Regions from separate parts of the Homo sapiens genome. Here region 2 is linked to region 1. Evidence: read pairs that join two places in POLR2A ChIA-PET (ENCODE). Cell type or tissue: OCI-LY7. All regions are shown on one strand. Region 1 overlaps CRISPLD2 (cysteine rich secretory protein LCCL domain containing 2). Region 2 holds the start of LINC02176 (long intergenic non-protein coding RNA 2176).

The links. ChIA-PET counts read pairs that join two places held together with the same protein. Peaks named below come from ENCODE experiments on the same cell type or tissue, not always from the same donor. Only the 100,000 strongest peaks of a DNase experiment are listed, where the experiment ranks them.
Region 2: POLR2A ChIA-PET joins it to region 1 with 8 read pairs; 6 of 35 experiments call an interaction of 5 or more read pairs at or near these places.

The regions. Positions count from the first base shown.
Region 1 is chr16:84,860,994-84,868,993 of GRCh38, forward strand. It overlaps CRISPLD2 (cysteine rich secretory protein LCCL domain containing 2), which reads left to right. Exons shown (of 15, transcript NM_031476.4): 7 at 5,904-6,047; 8 at 7,858-7,918. Among named protein-coding and RNA genes, the nearest start is that of CRISPLD2, 45 kb to the left of the region's middle. In OCI-LY7, no CTCF peak of the experiment used is centred here; a DNase peak (open chromatin) is centred at 3,728; H3K27ac peaks cover 1,507 bases.
Region 2 is chr16:84,921,429-84,929,428 of GRCh38, forward strand. It overlaps LINC02176 (long intergenic non-protein coding RNA 2176), which reads left to right and starts at 6,547. Exons shown (of 4, transcript XR_933830.2): 1 at 6,547-7,177. In OCI-LY7, CTCF peaks have their summits at 3,879 (motif pointing right) and 4,097; DNase peaks (open chromatin) are centred at 1,113 and 3,903.

The DNA.
Region 1 (8,000 bases):
CTTCATTATGTTCCTTGGTTCTCCACATATAGTCAGAGGTATTCAGTCTAGAGTCACTGAACTCCCCTCTCAGGAGCGCTGAATCAGGAGTGTCAAATGCATTTATTGTGCATAACTCTCCAAATAGCTCATGCCAAGGACTCCCAGTGTTCTCCATACTATTAGAAGTAGAGTCCTTAGCATTTTGGGATCTAATCATATTAAGCAGCCAACTCCAGAAACCCTAAAACCAATGAAAGAACTCCATCCTTAATATTGTGTTCCTCTAGAACCACTCCTGGTACCAAAATCTGTATTCGTCGGGGTTCTCTAGAGCAACAGAACTAATAGGATATATATATATAGGGGAGTTTATTAAGGAGTGTTAAACTCACACAATCACAAGGTCCCACAGTAGGCTGTCTGCAAGCCGAGGAGCAAGGAAGCCAGTCCGAGTCCCAAAGCTAAAGAACTTGAAGTCTGATGTTCGAGGGCAGGAAGCATCCAGCATGGGACAAAGATGTAGGTTGAGAGGCTAAGGCAGTCTCGCCTTCTCACATTTTTCTTCCTGCTTTATATCCTAGCTGCTATGGCAGCTGATTAGATGGTGCCCACCAAGACCCAGCCCACTGACTCAAATGTTAATCTCCTTTGGCAGCACCTTCACAGACACACCCAGGATCAATACTTTGCATTCTTCAATCCAGTCAAGCTGACACTCAGTATTAACCATCACAGGCCAGGAGTTCTAGATCAGCCTGGACAACATAGCGAGAACCCATCTCTACAAAAAATAAATAGAAAATTAACCAGGTGTGGTCACGTGCACCTGTGGTCCTGGCTGTGGCCTGGGAGGCTTAGATGGGAAGATCGCTTGAGTCCAGGAGTTTGAGGCTGCAGTAAGCCATGATGGCGCCACTGCACTCCAGCCTGGGCAACACAGCGAGACCCCAACTCTAAAAACATAAAACAGACATTTGAACAAGAAAGTAAAAGCAAACAACGTGATATTCCAAATGAGCTCACTAGTGGGAAGTACCTGCAATGTGGACAGCTGGGTAGGATCAGTCCTCCCGGGCTGTTTGACCCTTTACTCCTGTGTCCTTGCCCCCATTGGCCTCCCCTTTATGCATGTGTCTTGCTGGTGCTCCCCTGACTGTGCTAGAGGTTTCTCGCCCCCACTCCCACAGCTCTCAGAACTGGAGCTGTTGGGGCGGTGCGATTTTCTACCTAGTTCACCTTTTTTTTGAGTCATGGCCTCCCTTTGTTGCCCAGGCTGGAGTGCAGTGGCGTAATCTTGGCTCACTGCAGCCTCAACCTCCCGGCCTCAAGGGATCCTCCCATCTCAGCCTCCCGAGTAGCTGGGACTATAGGCACATGCCACCATGGTTAATTTTAAAAATTTTTTGTAGAGACGGGATCTCACTATATTGCCCAGGCTGGTCTCAAACTCCCAAGCAATCCTCCCTCCTTGGCCTCCCAAAGAGCTGGGATTACAGGCGTGCACCATCATGCCCGCCCACCATTTCTTCACTGGTTCCCATTTAGGATGTTTCCACTTCTGCTACTATAAATAACACAGGTTTCTGGTGCCTAAAGCGTTTCTCATGTCTTGGGATATTTCCTCAGGCTTTCAGAAGTTATGTCCCCGATGGGGCATGGCTGGTCCATGGTGCTGACCATGCTCGTGTGGCCCAGGCTTTTTTTTTTTTTTTTTTTTTTAACGTGGCTCCACTGGCAGCCTTGCCATGACCGAGGGGCCTTGCAGAGACTTGGGTGGGCTCCGCTGGCAGGGAAGGGTGGGGTAGATGTGGGATCAGGCTGGTGGGTTCTGGAGTGAAGAACAAGTGGGCTAGATCAGTGGTCCCAGACCCTCTGAGGAGCCAGGTCCTCTGTTGTCCCAGCCAGCTGTTCATGGCTGACTGCCCGCTGGGGAGAGGGGACATCCTAAGTGGGGATGGGGATGGAAGAAGGAGCGATCTGGACACTAAGACAGACCATGTATCTGGGTCTGGGTCATGTATCACCTGTTGCAGTCTTGGTGTGACCCCCGCCTCCAGGGAGCCTTCCTGGACTTCACAGCCAGACAGTGCACCTGCCCCATGTTCATCAACCCCCAGACTCCTTGGGAACCTTGATCGTCCTGTCGTCTCAGCTGCCAGCTCACTCCAGGGCCTCCGGAGGCACATGGCAGGGGTGTCTTATGTGTTGTTTGAATAAATATGCCAATAGCCACAGAGGGGCATTTTCAAAGAACAAATGTGCACAGAAACCTTAGATGCCAGTTTACCTCCACCAACATAGCTTCATGTACTTATTTTTAAATTTTTGGTAGAAAGTATCCAACTTTCCTTGGCAGACACCCAATTTCTCTAGCTAAGCACGCAGCAAGTCTCCTCTGAAGCAGCTTATCTGCAGAAGCTATTTACCAAGAGCATATCCAGGGTGCCTGGTAAGGCCTTGACCTCTAACGGAGATGGAGCAGGGATAAGGATATAAAAAAAGAGGTATTCTCCCCTCTCACCCCCACCTGTGTGGTGATAGAAGGCGCAGGCTTTGGGGAAAGGTGGTTTGACACCCAGCCCAGGTACTTCCCAGCTGTGCGAGCCTGGGCAGGGCCCTTACCCTCTCTGAGCCTTCTTCCTCATCTGTGAAATGTGGCCAATCATGCCTCTGAAGGCAAATGGGAGGTTGACAGAAGAAAATGCTGGGGATGGCCGGGCGCGGTGGCTCATGCCTGTAATCCCAACACTTTGGGAGGCTGAGGCGGGCAGATCACCGAGGTCGGGAGTTTGAGACCAGCCTGACCAACATGGAGAAACCCAGTCACTACTAAAAATACACAATTAGCCGGGCATGGTGGCGCATGCCTGTAATCCCAGGCTGAGGTAGGAGAATCGCTTGAACCCGGGCGGCGGAGGTTGCAGTGAGCCGAGATCACACCATTGCACTCCAGCCTGGGCAACAAGAGCAAAACTTCCTCTCAAAAAAAAAAAAAAAAAAGAAAGAAAGAGAGAGAGAAAAAAAAAGAAAAGAAAAGAAAGAAAAATGCATGCCGGGGAGGGCCCAGCCAGCATCTGGCCAGTGCTCAGTGAACATTAGCTCCGGGCATGGTCACCAGCTTTAGAGCCAGAAGGGAATCTGCAGAGTGACATAAACAATGCCCTGAGACCCTGGCCCGGAGCAGAATGGGGCACAGAATAACCTTGCCGTGACCTCTGCACGGAATTTCCCCAGGCCCGTGCTGGGCCATACAAGGTGTCTTCATTAGGAGGTACTCGGATCCAGCCCATCCTGCGGGTAAAGCCTTCTACTTTTCATTTGTGGGTGTGAGAGCCAGGACTGTCTGTCTGCCCATTTTCTTAAATAGAGAGTCCTCAAATGCTTTAGACCGCTTTACCAAACTGTCTTCGGCTAAATAAAGCTGCGATTATGAGGTCTAAACATCCTAAAGGCCAGTGGAAGAAAACCCGGCTTATTCTCCAGCCAGCTCCCGCTCTCAGTGAGGGCAAGCCTGAATAGCCTCATTGACGGGAAGAACAGACACGCGCCTGGGCAGCCTCTGCAAACCCGGTGTCTTCCTGAAGCTTCCACCCATAGCTTTTGCTACCAGAGGTGCTTTCAGAGTTCCCTCTTTGAATGTCTTTAAGCTCTGTTGCTGGACATATGCTCTTTTCTTTAGGTGACAGGATTCTCTGGGGGTTTTGGTAGTTCATGCATTTGTGAATTTTGTTGAGCAGCTGCTGTGTGCTGGGTGCCAGGTGTGAGGCAGGCTGGCCCCTGGCCTCTGGAGGTTCGCAGCTGGTGGATGAGGCAGGTGGTGGGGAAATGACAGTTGCGAGCAAGCTGCTGGGGAACAGTGCAGGGTGACCCGTGAGCACATCCAAGATTAGAATTGGAGCTCAGAATGGCTTCCCACCTTCTGACTTAAACCCGTCCCTTCCCCTTGTGGGACAGGACCAGCCTGGGGTGGTGGTTGTAGGGTAGTGAAATTGGCCAGTGAAGCAGCTATGGAGAACCCCAGCCCAGGAAGGCGTCAGGGAGTCAGGCATTTGCCCCTCGTTTGGCTGTTTGGTATTGTGTGGACACAAAATACTTGCTGTGTCCTTTAGCAAAGAAAGCTCATGTATTTTAAGAAGTGGAGCTAAGACTTAGGGATTGAGGAACACCTGATGAAACTTGGATTTTTTTTTTTTTTTTTGAGACAGAGTTTCGCTCTGTCGCCCAGGCTGGAGTGCAGTGGCACGATCTCCACTCACTGCAACCTCCACCTCCCAGGTTCAAGCAATTCTTCTGCCTCAGCCCCCCAAGTAGCTGGGACTACAGGCACCCGCCATCATGCCCAGCTAATTTTTGTATTTTTAGTAGAGACAGGGTTTCACCCTCTTGGCCAGGCTGGTCTCAAACTCCTGACCTCATGCAATCCACCCGCCTCGGCTTCCCAAAGTGCTGGGATTACAGGTATGAGCCACCACACCTGGCCCTGAAACTTGGATTTTAATCCAAAACCACAAAGAGACCTGCGAGCGTGCTCTAGTTATTCTCCTTGAAATTGTTTTCACCCAAATACATCTGTTGCCTTTTTTGCTTGGGGAGCTTGGAGGCCACAGGTTTCCAACTCTGGTCCAAAGACTTCTGTTGGGGCATAGGAGGAGCATGCCATAAGTAAAGGTATTAAGTGTCCCCAGCAGATATGCTCGTGAATTTGTCTTTGATCAGGCCGCTCAGGCAAATGAAAATAGCAGTGTCTTTGCTTTAGCTGGAATTTACAAATTGGTATCCTGGTGGCCTGATTGCAGATTCTGGTGAGCAGTTTGTAGTTGTCTTTCAGGATGAAAACTGGAAGATAAGCTAACTCAGGTTTATTAAGTGCAATGTGTTTGGTTAATTAAAATGTTTTAAAACATGGGTCATGGTCATAGTTGGAGAAATAATAATATACCATGTCCTTGAATAAGGAAAAGATTGTTCTTTCGGATAGTTGGATAGTTCTACATGTTGAGTCTGACATTATTGGACAGTAAAACTCCAGTACAGAAGCAACAATTGAGCTGGTTAAGTGACCCTGACTGGCAGGAGGAGAGAAGGGATGGAAGTGGGCTGGTGTGAGGTGCAGTTGGGGTCTAGGAGCACTGAGGCTGGCCTTGTGCACCGTGATGTGTGCATGATGAGGAAGACCCCTTCCCCAGTGAAAACCCAGGGACAGGGGACTTCCAGCAAGTCCACTATGGCTTTGGGCCAGTGGCCGAGGCAGTTTTGTTTTTTGGTTTTTTTTTTTGAGATGGAGTTTCGCTCTTGTCACACAGGCTGGACTGCAATGGCACAATCTCGGCTCACTGCAACCTCCACCTACCGGCTTCAAGCGATTCTCCTGCCTCAGCACCCCCCAAGTAGCTGGGATGACAGGCGTCCGCCACCATGCCCAGCTAATTTTTGTATTTTTAGTAGAGACGGGGTTTCGCCATGTTAGCCAGGCTGGTGTCAAACTCCTGACCTCAGGTGATCCGCCCACCTCAGCCTCCCAAAGTGCTGGGATTACAGGCATGAGCCACCGCACCCGGCCTGAGGCAGCTTCTTGAAGTTGCTTCGTGGGGGCAGAGGGTCAGGTGGAGGAGGAGATGGGACAAGAAACCATTATGATAACCCAGGTGTGGGCGTGGGGCCTGCTAACCTCTGGGCAGCCTGGCTGATCTTGGGTCCAAAGCAAACACAGTGAGCGGAGAGCGTCCCCGTCTCATCTGGGCTGGTAGAATTCCACCTGGCCAGGTCTGTTCTGAAATGTAACTTTCTCTTTGCCGCTGAAATGATTCTTTGTAAAACCAAACCTCAAACACGTTTAGTTTTCAAATTGCTTTTTTTTCCCCAAAGTGCGTTTTTGTTGAATCCCAGTGTGTTATTTTTTTTCCTCCCTCTCCAATGTTAAGAAGAAACCTACACTCCAAAACCTGAAACGGACGAGATGAATGAGGTGGAAACGGCTCCCATTCCTGAAGAAAACCATGTTTGGCTCCAACCGAGGGTGATGAGACCCACCAAGCCCAAGAAAACCTCTGCGGTCAACTACATGAGTGAGTCTAGGCCGTCCTCCGCCCCTCCTGCCCTCCCAGCCACCTCCAAAGGGGACGGGGTGGGTGGAGGAGGGGAGCTAGTGGATTTAGGTCTGCAAATCCACAGGCAGTGGCAAACAGGGTGCGGCGAAGCTCATGGAGGCACAACCATAAGACGTTTTTCAAAAACGATATTTTTAAGTCATTTCAAAAGCGAGCATTATAGGACTTGTGCTTGGGTGGCATTTTCCCCACACCCAGGCAGGTATTTTAAGGTTAGACCTTCCCTTGTCCTTTCAAAAGGGACCTGGGCTGAAGTTGGGTTCCTCTGGGAAGCGCTGGCCCTGCAGAGGGCAGGCAGCGTCCAGCCTGGCTCTGGAAGGTTCCACTCCTTTCTCACCAGGTCCTGGGTCTGGACTCAGTTGGCGCATCCATGAAGTAGGGGATAGAGATGCCACATCAAGGTTGCCCGGAGGATGAGCTGCAGCAACACGGGTCACCCAGTGCCAGCTGAGGTCTCCCTGTACATTGAGATCATTGCAGAGTTGCCTACAACTCTTTTTTGAGATGGAGTTTCGCTCTTGTCACCCAGGTTGGAGTCCAGTGGCATGATCTCGGCTCACTGCAACCTTTGCCTTCCGGGTTCAAGCAATTCTCCTGCCTCAGCCCCCTGAGTAGCTGGGACTACAGGTGCCCACCACTATGCCCAGCTAATTTTTGTATTTTTAGTAGAGAAAGGGAGATGTTTCCCCCTGGGACTTCCAGGAATCCCCAAAATATTGACTCTTCCCCTGCTCACCTTTGGCCTTTTGGCTCCCTGGGCACCTCAGCTCCCCAAGCTTTTGTTCTGTCTGCCTTCACCGCCCCAGGGTGGAGTTCAGCTCCCCTTCAGCTCCCCCCAGCCACTGCTGCGGGAACTCATTTGCAGCCGCCGTTTCTGCAGGCCGGGGGCTGTGGAGGGGCGTTTTTGCTCAGGCGGGGCTGGAGGGCTGGGCTGGATGCCCTTGGCTCTCCCCGTTTGCCCCGCAAGCCTCAAAGGCCCTAAAACTGGACCCCTCTTTGAGGAACAGCCTCACACCCGCCTTCTCAGAGCCCCTCTCTTCTTTTCATAACTACCATCTCCCCTGCCCCCACCAGTCTTTCTGTCCTCTTCAAACCTCTTTCCCTGTGATGCCGAAGCATTCTGTAGCTTGCTTTGACCAGGAAACCTGCGGAGGCCCTTGTCTGTCCAGGAGTTCAAAACGGTGCCATTGTTTCTTTTAATAACATACAACGTTTATGTCCCTTTTCAAACTATAACACGACTCCGAGACTCTGATATGTTCCCATAAAATAAACAAAGCAAAAAGCTTTGCAAAAGGCATCTTGGCGATGGGGGAGATGACTCGGGTGAGCCTGGCTGGGTCTCCGGCCCCACAGGCTCGGAGCAGCATCCTCCCTACCCTCTCAGGAGTCCTGCCCTGCAGAGCCCTGTGGGACCACAGGCACATCGTGTGTGCCAGGCACCCTGCCAAGGCCAGAGTTCACTTTCTCTCTCAAGGTTCACAAAAGCCCTTGGAGGTGGGTACTGTCACTGTCCGCATTGTCCATATGCGGAAATTGAACCTCAGAGAGGGGAAGCAAATTGTTCAAGGTCACACTGCTACTGTAAAGCGGTGGGCCTGGGGTCTGAGCCCCCAGCGGAAGCCTGCAACCATCAGGCATTGCCCTTGCTCTTAGTATAGCACGGATTGGATTGCAGAATGTTCCAGAATGTCCCTCAGCATGGGGAAGGGTCTTCTCACCCTCCTGGTTTCGTGCCGTGACATGTATTCCCGCATTTCTCTCCTAGCCCAAGTCGTCAGATGTGACACCAAGATGAAGGACAGGTGCAAAGGGTCCACGTGTAACAGGTGAGCCTGTGCTGGGCTGTCCTGCCACTGTAGCCTCTGAGTCTGTGCTGGGCTGTCCTACCACTGTGGCCTCTGGGCCTAT
Region 2 (8,000 bases), 60 kb after region 1:
TGGGAGGCTGAGGCAGAAGAATCGGTTGAACCCAGGAGACAGGTTGCAGTGAGCGGAGATCGCGCCATTGCGACCACCCTCAGTTCATAGATAAAGAAACTGAGGCACAGGGCTTTTATGTGATTTGCCCAAGGTCTCCCCACTATTAAAAGACAGGGCCACCAGGCGCAGTGGCTCACTCTTGTAATCCCAAAACTTTGGAAGGCCAAGGCCAGAGCATTACTTGAGTCCAGGAATTGGAGACCAGCCTGGGCAACAAGGCAAAACCCCATCTCTCCAAAGAATACAAAAATTAGCCAGGCATGATGGGGTGCACCTGTGGTCCCAGCTACTTGTGAGGCTGAGTTGGGAGGATCACTTGAGCCCAGGAAATCGAGGCTGCAGTGAGCCAAGATCACACCACTGCACTCCAGCCTGGGTGCCAAGATCACACCACTGCACTCCAGCCTGGGTGACAGAACGAAAGCTTGTCTCAAAAAGAAATAAATAAAGAGGCAGGACCAGGACTTGAATCCACATCTGTGTCACTTCAGAGGCCCCGTGTGCCCTTTCATCCAAACCAGTGGGTCTCCCGCCAGCCGCCCACAAGTCCCTGGAAACGTCTAAGCATCTGCGCCCCACCTTCGGGGACTCGGCTACAATCTAAGCTGAGTGCCCATGCATGGAGGACCCAGCTCTTCTGCCTCAACTAAATCAATAGTACCAGTAGAAGTATCGTAGTAATAATAGTAACTGTACTGATAACAATGGCAGTCGTGACAGCAACCGTAGTAGTGGAGGTAGTAGTAGTAATAGTGCTATGAGTGGAAGCAGTTGGATTTTGTTGGGGGTTGCCTGGTATTGGAAGCTGCCTCTCGCTGCCCTACACCAGGGGTTCTCCTGCACCGGCCTGGATCGAAATCCCTTGATGGGCTCTTAAAAATATAGATTGCCAGGCCCAGCCCCAGAGCATCTGACTCAGGAGTTCTGGGGTGGGGCCTGAGAACCTGCATTCTAACAAGCCCCAGGGGATGCTGATTGGGCTGACCCAGGAACCCCGCTTTGTGAGCCGCTGCTCTGGGCCAGTCCTTCCTCCCTGGAGGAAACTCTGTCATGTACACAAGCGCATGTTCATTCAACCCTCACTCAGCACTCAGCACGGGCCAAGTGCTGTGCTAAGCACAGAGGGTGACAAGGCAAAACAGACAAGTCCTTGCCCTTGGAGAGCTTCAGTCCCATCGTCTGCTCTTCTGGCTTTGACAGCAGGGACCCTCTGGGGCTGAGAGGGGCCTTGGGGAGTAGATAAGATGCCTGTTGGCGGGAGAGGACCTGCCTGCCCTGGGAAAGGCTCAGTTTGTTCTTGGTCCTTCAGCGAATCCATTGTCCAAACCTCCCCTCTAAACCAGTTACATAAGTGTTCCCTGAGGTCCGGAAACTTCCAGATGGCCCCGCGGCCCACCCCACCAGCTGGTCCTGGGATGTCAGCTCCGGTCGCTTCCCGGGCCCTGGAATTCCCAGAGCAGCCAGACACAAAGCAGCTGTCTAAACGTCAGGAAGGCCAGGCACGCCGAGTGTGAGACGGGCTGACAATAGCCTGTGTGTACTCCTGGCCCCTCTCCAACAGCAGCTGGGCCCAGAGGGCGGTGGGGGCACCAGTGCCAACAAGGACGGAGCAGGGTCCCCATGACCCCAAACATCTGGGCCCCCAGCACACACCAGCTGTCCATCAGCCCCAGAGGGAGGTGCGCCAGCAACCTCCACCTTAGCCAGAACAGTCCACCCTGTCCCTGCCTTTCTGCTTGGACACATTCCTGGTCACTTCTGGTTGACAAACCTCCCCCCACCTGCTCCCAAGCCATCCTCAGCATATCAGGGAACCACCAGGGGCATCAGAATCACTCAGAAAATGTGTCTAGAATGCCCATTCCTGGGCCCCATCCACAGTCTAATCCCATAGGTCTGAAAGCCGGCCCAGGAGTCTTTAGTTTTACAAAGTCCCAGGCAACTTTGATGCAGGAGTTCCTCAGGCCATACTTTGAGAAACACTGACACATTATATGACATATGATCTATATGCAAGGGAGAATATTTTATATCTATATATGGTTGTCCATATCTACCGCCTGTCTACTTACCTATAGACAGATGATGGATGATAGATGCCGACGTATCCCAGGACACTCAAGTCTCCACCTCACCTTCACATGGCTTTCTCCCCTTGTTTCCTAGAAGGACACCTGTCACTGAATGTGGGGCCCACCCTAGTCAAGAATGATCCCACCTCGTGGATCACAAGGTCAGGAGATCAAGACCATCCTGGCTAACATGGTGAAACCCCGTCTCTACTAAAAATACCAAAAAAAATTAGCCAGGCCTGGTGACGCGCGCCTGTAGTCCTAGCTACTCCGGAGGCTGAGGCAGGAGAATGGCGTGAACCTGGGAGGTGGAGCTTGCAGTGAGCCAAGTTTGTGCCACTGCACTCCAGCCTGGGCGACAGAGCGAGACTCTGTCTCAAAAAAAAAAAAGAAAAAAAAAAAAAAGAATGATCCCACCTCAAAATCCTTAACTTCTTAACACCTGCAAAGACCCTTTCCCCAGATGAGGTCCCAATCGTAATTCTTTGAGGTTAGTATGTGGACGGATCTTTTTGAAGATTCAAACTAGTACAATGGTATGTTATAAACTAATAGTTTATATTAGTTTAATGTAAACTATTCTAAAGAATATAGATATTCTCCTTGAAAATTGGATCTCGCCAGGCATGCTGGCTCACGTCTGCAATCCCAGCACTCAGGGAGGCAGAGGCAGAAGGGTCACTTGAGCCCAGGAGTTCAAGACCACCCTGGAGAACATAGGGAGACCCCATCTCTGCAAAAATAACAGGGGGGAAAAACAAGTTTGAAAATTGGACTTCAAGCAAAAAACACAGGAAAGACATTTGAATTCAAGTCCCCCAGAGGACACAGCCTCAGGCTGCCTCTGGGCCCCTCTTCAAAGTGGGCGGGCTTTGCACTACAGCCAAGCAGAGCAGCCAATCAAATGGTTAGATTTTTCTTAAAGGTCACAAACCTTCCGTTATGGTCTGCTTGTAAGCCCCGTGCATGCTTCACGCCCTCGCGATTTCTCTCCTTCCATCCCCGGCCTCTCCACCCCACTCCTTTCCTGGCCCCTGCTAACTGGCTGACCTTGGACCTCTTCCCTTCTGCCCGGGCTCCCTCTCCCCCGCAGTCATCCCATCCCTTGCGTTACACGCCATCTGCATGTGTGCCCCCTGCCCCACGCCACGTCTTCAGCTCTTGCCTCTCTGAGGCCCAGATCCACAGAGCCCACTGGCCAATGGCCATCTCCACGCCTTGGCTGATGCCTCTTACCCTGTCTGGGCTTCCATTGCCTGGCATGTAAAGCAATGATGACTTTGGAGGGCCACTGTGCACGTGCAGGAGGCGACAGCAAAGACGCTCAGCACGTGGTAAGCGCTGAAGGTCTGAGGATGGTGTCTTCTAAAGCAGCATGCAAACAGCACGGCCGCTCCCCTCGAGGGGGAGGAGCCTTTGGGAAGCAGGCCCGTGGCCAGGTCCTCCCAGGTTCAGGGGTCAGGGTACACAGCTGTTCAGCAAGACTCTTGGGAGGACCCTCCCCTTCCTTCCCTGGTGCCTGAAGCTTCAAGTCTTGGGCAGAGCCTTCCTGTTCTTTAGCAATGAGCCGTGGGATTTAAGTGTAAATCTCCCCCAGGAGACAAGAATCAAGGACTTGGACTTATTCTCACTAAAGTGCATATGACTGACAGCAGATCAGTTCCCAAGAGAGAGCACGTACGAGGACCCCGGCAGTGGGGTCGAGCTTGGTGCCCCGGCTTCAGACAGCGCTCAAGGGTCTCATCACCCTCAAAGGGGGCAGTGCAGAATTGCCCACCACCAGGGGGCAGCAGAGCACCAGGGTCCAATTGCTACCACTCCCCGGAGGGGTGAGAATGGCTGCCTGTAACCCCAACCCATCTAGGCAGCCCCTCTTCCTTCCAGTCCAATATGTGCTCCATCCGCACACCCCAGGGGTCCAGAGAGGCCTCCAGGGAAGCAGGAACCCCATTTCTTAGAGGCCATTGAGCCCAAGTAGTGACTGAAGCCCTTGACCTGTTATCCAAGAAAGGGTCCCGCCCCCATCCCAGGGGCCCAGCCCCCATCCCCAGGACTTCTTAATGCCTTAAAGAGGGGTCCCTGGGCCAGAAGCAGCAGCCTCACCTGGGAGCTTGTTGTAAATGCATATTCTCTGGCCTCACGCCAGACCAGCAGAACCAGACTCTCAGGGAGTGGGCCTGCAATGCAGGTTTGAAGAAGCCCTCCAGGAAATTCTGATGCAGCTCAAATATGAGAACCAATGAATCAGGCCAAATAGGAACACTGCCTTCATTTGCACAGCCAGTGTTGCCATCAGGAAGGACAACATGCGGTGGTGGCAGCGCCCTGCACTACGAGGAGGCTGACCTGGAACGAGGGCACTGGACTCTGCGGGCCTGGCCTGTGCTGGCTGCAGTAGGTGGTTCATATGTCCTGATGGAGGAATGAGCTGGGAATGGTCACGGCCTCGACACACAGCGCCCATGACCCAGCTCCCATCGAATCCAGAAGGAAGAGTTAAACGTACCCTCGGGGTTGCCAGTTCTCCAAAATGAGTGCTTCTGTGGCTGGAAAGGAGCCTCAGTGCTCTGCAGACTGGGCACTTCAGTAGAGGCCACTCATCAGGAAGCATCAGAAGGGAGGGGACCCCACGGCCTGGATTCAAATCCCTGATTCATACGAGCTGGGATTTGAATCTACTCGGGTTTCACAACCTCTCCGATCCCCAGCTTTCCCGCTCTGTCCACTGGGGACAGTAACAGAACCGACCAAATAAGCTTGTTGTGGGGACAAAATAAGATCATTCATGAGACACCCTGGCCCGTAGTAAACATTCACCAATATCAGCGAATTTTCTTAATAAACAGGTCATGTAAGTTGTAAAAATCTATGTGTTCTCAATCTGGCTGTTCCTCTAAAGGTTAAACATAGTGTTTCCAAAGGACCCAGCAATTCCACTTGTGAGTTTACGCCCAAGAGAAATGAAAACTTACGTTCACACAAAAACGTGTGCAAGAATGCTCTTGGCAGCACTATTCACAGTAGCCAAAAAAAGTGGAAACAGCCCACATGTCCATCAGCTGATGATGGAGAAACAAAAAGTGCTCCATTCACTCAATGGAACATTATTTGGCCATGAAGAAGGAATGGTGTTCAGGTATGTGTGACAATGTTCACGACCTTGAAGACGTGGTGCTGAGTGAAAGAAGCCAGACACAAAGAACCACAGACTGCATGACGCCATTTATAGGAAACGTCCAGAACAGGCAAATCCAGAGAGACTGAAAGTGGATTCATGGTTAGCAGGGGCTGGAGGAAGTTGGGGAATTGGGGATGATGGTTAAGGTACAGGGGTTTTTTTGGGGGGAAATAAAATATTCTAAAGAGGATTGTAGTGATGGCTGCACACCTCTGTGGATACACTAAAAACCACTGTACTGTGGGCTTTTAACAGGTGAATTGTGTGGTATGTGAATTATACCTCAAAAAAAAGCTGTTAAAAAAAAAAAAATCCATGCTTCTCCCATGAGATTCTCTAGAGCTATTTTAATTGTTAATGAGAGAAAACAGGTGCACCCCATGAACATTATAATTTTTCCCAAACTGATCCCTAAGCAAAAGAGTTTAGAAAAGGTGCCTGAGGCCACGTGCAGTGGCTCACGCTTGTAATCTCAGTGCTTTGAGAGGGAGGCCGAGGCAGGCGGATTGCTTGAGGTCAGGAGTTCGAGACCAGTCTGTGCAACATAGGGAGACTCTTATCTTTACAAAAAAATTTTAAAAATCAGCCGGGCATGGTGGCGTGAGCCTGTAATCCCAGCTACTTGGGAGGCTGAGGCAGGAGGATTGCTTGAGCCCGGGAGTTTGAGGCTGCAGTGAGCCAGGATCACACCACAGCACTGCAGCCTGGGCAAGACAGCAAGACCCTGTTTCAAAACAAAGAAAGAAAGAAGAAAGAAAAGAACAAAAAGAACAGGTGCTTGAGCTCCATTCCACGTCCAGGTTAGGGGCTCTGTCACAAGCCCTCCTTCAAGTGGCCGGGCCTTCATTGCACACCAAAGCAAAGCAGTGCATTGAGTATTGCATTTGTTTAAAGGCCACAGACTTTCCCGTCAGATTTGTCTGTAAACTCCATATAGTCCTGGAAGGGCGCTAGGCCCCCCTGAGTTCCTCAGGGGTTCAAGGGTAACTTATCACCAGAAAAACTCCAGCGTCTCCAGGCCCAGAGAGTCAGGCTGGGAGCCCGCAGCCATCCATGAAGCCAGCTCCAGGGAGGTCTGGCCTTGAGCCTGCCCCGGCCTTATCTCCGAGAGGATATGTTCTCGCCCTACTCCAAGTGTTTGTCCAGAAGACCAAGGCCCAGGCAGGGTCCCGAAAAGGGAAGCGACACCCTTCAGTGATGAGAGGGAAGCGTCCGCAGCCCAGCCCTGGCAGAGTCACGGAGAGAACGGATGGGGCTCCTGGCACAAGGACCCTGCGTCTTCTGTCCCCTCCCTCACTCAGACCCTCCCACAGGGTGCCCTCGCCATCCCATTGACCTTCAGGCTGTGAGGGTGGCCTTTGGGTTCCCCGCCTTGGCCCCTGGCCACCTGCACGTCCTGCCCCTCCTCCCACTCCCAGGCGCCTCTGGGCCTCCGCTCAGGCCGTCAAACCCAGCTCCACCAGGCCCCGGCCGTGTGCCCTTGGACAAGTGCCGTCTCCAGAGCCTCAGCCCCCTGTTTGCAAGAGCTTGTGAGCTAAAGCGTGCCAGGCCCTGAGTGCGAGGCTGGGATGAACTGGCATTCCTGCTGGCTCTGGCCTCTGGGACAGCACCTCCTCCAGCTCACTGCCCTCCACCCTTCCAGCTACAGCTCCCTCCGGTGCCCCAGAACCGCCCGGCACTCCGGGGCTCCCAGGTTCATCTGGGCATGACTCCGCCCTCCCGACAGAGCCCTCTGCACACCCCCTCCCCACCCTGGCCCATCGCAGCTCTTCACGAAGACGCTTCATGGAATGGGTGATTTTCCTAAGCACTTTTCTTTCCATGATCTCATTTGGTCCTCACAGCACCTGGAGGAGGGCAGACAGGCTGTTGCTCCATTTTACAGGTAAGAAACGGAGGCTCGGAGCCCTGGGCTCCAGGCCAGCCTTCTCCCCTTCAGCTTCAGGGGGTTTCAAGATGGGGGAAGAGGGGCGCTGGCCAGGGGTTAAATGGTCTGCTGTCCACAGCCCCTGCATGGCCTATTACTCAGAACGGTCCTTTGAAAAGACACCCTTTAAACAAAGCCTCCCAGCCCAGCCAGGGGGAGCGGTGCCATTTCCCTGGGCCTGGCTTGACCCATCCCAAGGGTGGGGCTGTGCATTCGCTGACTCAGTCCTGGTCCTGGGCCGGGGATCCGGCCAGAGCCAGAGCCGCTCAGCCTCCCTGGCCCAGCCTCAGACCCACAGCACCGGCTCAGTTTATCTTCCTTGTCAGGAAAAGAGGGAAGTGGCCCTAGGGACGCTAAGGGCCACTCTTCTGGAAGAAAATGTGGACAAGCTGTTCAGGCCAGTGAGAAGGGATGGTTCTTTGCAGCCAGTTCCTGCAACAGCCCAGAAACAGAAAATAGAGCCGCCCAGGGGCTTCGATGCCAAGCCAGACCCGGGTCTGCACCCAGCTCCTCCAGCTCCCAGCACCGTGACCTTGGGAGACCTTGGGAGACCTTGGGAACCCCTCCAGCCCGTTTCCTTATCTACAAAATGGAGAAAAGGCTGCCTAATAATTATCCTTGTAGGGAAGGGCAATCAGGATGTTGAAAGGAGGTTGTGTAGTCTAGGAAATGTTGGGCACAGTGCCAGACACATAAGTAGTCCTCGAAGAACGTCACTTATTTTTAAAAAGCTTGCTTATTGGTAAAATTCACCAGAAATCCTCCAGGGAGAGGCAGAGTG